Linked DNA regions of Homo sapiens: region 2 is linked to region 1. Evidence: chromatin contacts called from ENCODE Hi-C data. All regions are on one chromosome and are shown on one strand. Each heading gives the region's core, a stretch centred on a gene start or an enhancer-like site at or near the end of the contact. The rest is flanking DNA. Distances are from core to core; before and after follow the strand shown. Region 1 overlaps MTHFD1L (methylenetetrahydrofolate dehydrogenase (NADP+ dependent) 1 like). Region 2 overlaps MTHFD1L (methylenetetrahydrofolate dehydrogenase (NADP+ dependent) 1 like).

The links. Hi-C counts contacts between places; a loop is a spot of excess contacts on that map.
Region 2: a loop to region 1 is called in a map of endothelial cell of umbilical vein, with 2.8 times the contacts of the local background. The contact joins two enhancer-like sites. A Hi-C loop is called at or near these places in 3 of 168 maps with a recorded cell type or tissue (HCT116, IMR-90 and endothelial cell of umbilical vein).

The regions. Positions count from the first base shown.
Region 1 is chr6:150,880,900-150,883,599 of GRCh38, reverse strand. MTHFD1L (methylenetetrahydrofolate dehydrogenase (NADP+ dependent) 1 like) reads right to left here. Exons shown (of 28, transcript NM_015440.5): 5 at 714-838. Among named protein-coding and RNA genes, the nearest start is that of MTHFD1L, 17 kb to the right of the region's middle. Within about 2 kb of position 1,344, at least 20 of the 41 ENCODE cell types and tissues checked have a DNase peak (open chromatin) inside an H3K27ac peak, as active enhancers do; they include IMR-90 and endothelial cell of umbilical vein, where a contact is called at or near this core.
Region 2 is chr6:151,066,596-151,069,295 of GRCh38, reverse strand. The region is part of intron 26 of MTHFD1L (methylenetetrahydrofolate dehydrogenase (NADP+ dependent) 1 like); the gene reads right to left. Among named protein-coding and RNA genes, the nearest start is that of MIR12131, 35 kb to the left of the region's middle. Within about 2 kb of position 1,440, at least 27 of the 41 ENCODE cell types and tissues checked have a DNase peak (open chromatin) inside an H3K27ac peak, as active enhancers do; they include IMR-90 and endothelial cell of umbilical vein, where a contact is called at or near this core.

The DNA of each region.
Region 1 (2,700 bases), core at 95-2,594:
TTTTGCTTTTCTCAACTGGCCTGGGACTAAGACAGAATATGGTACTGCTGGGGAATCAGGTTTCTAAGTTTTCTTCTCTGGTCTGGTAGAATTACCAAGGAAAAAACTATTAGAAGAATAGAGCTGGCTAAAGATTGTATAAGTCAGACCGGAATTTATTAAATGAATCTGATGGTGTAAGATCATATGGCATTGAAGCACTATAAAAGGGCTAATGTATTTTCCAAAATATGTAACTTTTGCATGCAGAATTTTAAAAGGCTACAGATGGCCAGACACGGTGGCTCACGCCTGTAATCCCAACATTTTGGGAGGCTGAGGTGAGTGGATCACAAGGTCAGGAGATAGACACCATCCTGGCCAACATGGTAAAACCCCGTCTCTACTAAAAATACAAAAATTAGCCAGGCATGGTAGCGCATGCCTGTAATCCCAGCTACTCAGGAGGCTGAGGCAGGAAAATCGCTTGAACCCAGGAGATGGAGGTTGTGGTGAGCCAAGATCACGCCACTGCACTCTAGCCTGGGCAACAGAGCGAGACTCCATCTCAAAAAAAAAAAAATCCTATAGACTCCTGAAATATTTAAAATGATTTTTTTATCCAATTACTGACACAGTTGAAATAAATAGAAGAAATTTAGAAAAATAAAAGCAGGCACAATAGAAAAAGTGATTTAGCCATAAAGGTTGATTATTTGATTTTATTTTCTTACCCATCCACATCTTTTTCTGGTTTCAAGGCATTGAGGACTTTGTTGCTAAACAAGTTCTCAGAGATCTGAAGGGCAAGGCCATGTACTCTGGTATCTTCATTGATCTTTAAGATTTCATCTATAATCTAAAGAGAAAACAAAAAAACAAAATAAAAATTAGTTTTGTGAAAATGAGACCCAACAAAGGAAGCTTTATATAAAAAGTGGATTCATGAAAATGCATCTGTTATAGTTTGTTGTTGTTTTGCTCCTTGTTGGAAACTTGGTGTAAAGCATAATAAAAAGCCTATTTTTTTCTTTTCATCATGTGTACAAGGCTCAAAAAAAAAATTAAAAGGCTTGGCTGAATTTTTTAGTGACTTCTCTGCCTTTCTATGGCTCTACTCTGTGCCAGAAAAAGACAAAACAGAACAAAACCAAAGCTCAACAGCTATTAAGGTTTAGATAGACAAAGGACACTTCTCTGTCAACAAGCATACTTTAAGCCAAACACACTGCCAGTTTTCAGGAAGGACAGGAAGCATGAATCTGAAGCATTCCAATCTGGCCCAGCTAAGCCTGTGCGTTTCAAACACAATGTGTTCAACACAGCTCACTAATCATGACGTCCAAGCAGTCACAGAGGCCCTCGGGTTATCTGGACCTCAATGACACACAAGAAGCCTTTCCAAAGGCTTATGCTAGAAAAATTCTTAGCATGCACAGCTCCTTTTATGGGAAACACTAAAATAATTCACTATTTAGGAAAAAGACCAAGCTACATTTTGGGAAGCTAATAAATGTCTGGGTGTGTCTCTAAATAAGCAATGCTTTGTCCTCTCTGTCTATTTTATGCCAGGAGATAAGATCCTGATTCATCTCACTTAACAAAAATATTTGCTCACAAGTGAGAAGATACTTATCTTTGCATATAGATCTCACTCAGAGGCTCTGGGGAAGGGTTGGTTTACCATTTTTGTTTCATTGCCTAGCAAAAATCACTACCTGTGCAGTGGCAGGGGAAACCATTTGAGGTACAAAATCAGAAAGAAAGCTTTGTTTCATTCATTTGGCATTCTTTCATTCATTCAACAAATGGTTTGAGCACTTACTCTGTATCAGTTCTAAGTAAAGGAAATACAGCTATAAACAAAACTGTCCTCGTGGATCTTATACTCTAGTGGAGGAGGGAAGTTCCTCCCTTCCAAATAATAATAATAATAAAATCACTGGAAAGAATAAATGACATGCAGAAAAATAAAGGTTCAGTGGGGTAAAAGGCTAACAGAGTGATGATGGGTGGAGGGTGGTCAGAGGCCACGATGTCCAAGCAGAGACCAGAATGAAGCGAGGAAACTATTGCCACCTGTACCAAGCATTTGGTAGAAGCAACAAATGCCAACACAAATCTTAACTAATAAATTAAGGTACCTACTCTTTTTCAATATAACACCATACAAATTCACTCTATGAGAATTTTCCCAAAGAAAAATACGGAATAAATGATTCCTTGTCAAAAAATAAGTCAAGGCAAAGGTACTAAGAACACACATTGTGGAAAGAGAGCCTCTTCAATAAATAGCACTGGGAAAACTGGATATCCACATGCAGAAGAATGAAAGTAGGCCCTCATCGCTCACTTCTATAAAAATCAACTCAAAAGGAATTAAAGACTTAAATATAAGGTCTCAAACCATAAAACTACTAGAAGAAAACACAGGGGAAATGCTTCATGACATTGGTCTGGACAAGGTTTTTTTGGATAGGACCTCAACAAAATAGGCAACGAAAGCAAAAATACATCAGTGGGATTATATCAAACTAAAAACATTCTTCATAGCAAAGCAAACAATCAACAAAGCAGAGACAACCTACAGAATGGGAGAAAATATTTGCAAAGTATGCGTCCGACAAGGGGTTAACATCCAGAATATATAAGGAACTCAAATAACTTAATAACAAAAAAACAAATAATTCAAATAAAAAATGTGCAAAAGACGTGAACAGA
Region 2 (2,700 bases), core at 191-2,690, 190 kb before region 1:
CAGAGAGAGGGAGGGAGAGAGAGAGAGAGAGAGAGAGAGAGAGAAAGAGAGAGAAGATAGTTTTGGGCCTTATGACTGTGGTCACTTTGGAATGAAGCCGTGGCTAAAAAGTCATGAGGCTGAGGTGGCTGTACTTATGATATAAAATAAGTACTCACTGCATTCCATCCCTCTTGCCCCCTGGACCTGCCTTGCCCAGGATCCCAGTCTGAATTCCTCATCTTTCACCAAGACTGCTCCAAATTATGATTGATGTGAGGACTGCAATAAAACGATACCATAGTTTTAGCTCTTTCCAAAAATGTAATGAAACTGGGCAAACTGGCACTAGTCTACAGAAAAGGAATCAAAGCGGGATCCCATGATCAATGCTTCCAAGAAATTGAGCCAAGTTCAAAAGAAATCAGGCTGTGCACGAGTACTGCTACTATTTTTAGGGATATTGATGAGTCCTCCAATGAATGTGTCATTGCTGACCGTGCTGAGTGTCAGAAAAATGGTAAAGTTCGTGCCTACTGAAGAAAGCTCTGAAGTTTACTAGCTTTCAAATACTCTCAAGTTTAACTGTCTTAAGTTGTAAGTAAATGATTTTTAAGTTAAAAAATTTATTCAATTCATATCAAGAAGTTTCTATTAAATTAGCTTTTCAAAAGTAATTGGGCTATGTATACTCAGAATATTTACAGAGTCTCCTGAGATTAGTGGATGGAAACATTAAGAGCCTGAAAAAGTACTGAAAAAAAGAACAAAGGTCAGAGAGTGGGCTGGAAAGCATACGGATGTTGTAATTGAACCCTCGGTTCAAGCAGAATCTGACCCGCAGCAGCTACTTGGAGCTATGAGGAAATGCCTCAGCATTTGAAAGACCTGGCAGCGTTATTAACTATGTCCAAGAACAAAAAGTGAAAAACGATACTGGAAAATCCTGAGGTGTCTCCATCTCCATCACTGATAAGATCTTGGCTCAAGTTCCTCTTAAAGGGTCACCAGACGAAAGGCTTCAGGCCCGCAAAATCACAATGTGGCTGTTCCACTGCAGTGTGGTCAGGCGGGCAGGCCCTTGTTGCTACAGATAGGACCAGCAGAAACTTTTCTTTGTCATCTTTAGACTGAATCAAAACACACTGCTGTGATCAGATCTGCATTCTAGCTGTTACTTTGGTTTGTTTACCCAGAAGTCTCCTCCATTACCAATGGCGTGAATCAGAATTGTGTTATTTGTTTGGCATTACTCATCTCTTTCATGTACCAGTGCCCGAGAATAAATCTGTTATTCAAGTCCTCTTGCTTCTCCCTTAGAGCCTCACTAAAAATCACAAATGTGCAATCAAGAATAACCACCCTCTGTTTACATGCACCAGAAGTCCACATGCATTACGTGAGACACATCAGAGTTCATTTGGCTGGTGTCCCCATGACATCGGCAGGGGAAGAGAATAAGAATTAATGGTAACGCCAAGCTGGCAGGCTGCCACCATGTTTCAATTCCTGGAGAAGAATGAACCATACAGCGAGGCAGGGTCACTGGGGTGGGGAAATTTCACTCTCTGGGTTGAGGAGATATGCATTTGTATACATGGTTACCCATCTACATTTATGTTTAACACACAACATTATTTCTGGCACCCATTACTCATGAACGTAACACAAATTGTGATTTAAAAAAGTGATTAGCTGGCCACAGTGGCTCACACCTGTAATCCCAGCACTTTGGGAGGCCAAGGCGGGTGGATCACTTGAGGCCAGGAGTTCGAGACCAGCCTGGCCAACGTGGTGAAGCCTGGTCTCTACTAAAAATACAAAAATTAGCTGGGTGTGGTGGCGCACACCTGGAATCCCAGCTACACAGGAGGCTGAGGCACGATAATTGCTTGGACGTAGGAGGTCGAAGCTGCAGTGAGCTGAGATTGCACCACTGTACACCAGCCTGGGTGACAGAGCCAGACTCTGTCTCAATAAATAAATAAATAAATAAAAAGATTAAATAACCTGTGATGTTTTTAACTGGTCAAACCAATATAACCTGATTTTATAATAATCAAATCGATGGCCGGGAGCGGTGGCTCATGAGGTCAGGAGTTCAAGACCAGCCTGACCAACGTGGTGAAACCCCGTTTCTACTAAAAATGCAAAAATTAGCCAGGCGTGGTGGTGCACGCCTATAATCCCAGCTACTCAGGAGGCTGAGGCAGGAGAATCCCTTAAACCCAGGAGGCAGAGGTTGCAGTGAGCCATGATTGCAACACTGCACTCCAGCCTGGGCTACAGAGCAAGACTCTGTCTCAAAAAAAAAAAAAAAATCAAATTGATACATTTTTAACACTTACTAATATGGACTACAGAGACCTACAAACTGCTTTAATGAGCTGAATATGAAAGGAAAATGATGAGTAACTCTAGGAATTTTGTGGGAATAAGATGAGAGCTTATCCTTGACAGGACCCAGGTTGGGAGTTCCTAAAGCATCAGCGAAAGGATGGCTCTTTGGAAGAACCAACAGTAGACTAAAGGACACTTTTTTTTTTTTTTTTGAGACGGAGTTTTGCTCTATTGCCCAGGCTGGAATGCAATGGCGCAATCTTGGCTCACTGCAAGCTCCGCCTCCCGGGTTCACGCCATTCTCCTGCCTCAGCCTCCTGAGTAGCTGGGACAACAGGCGCCTGCCACCACGCCTGGCTAATTTTTTGTATGTTTAGTAGA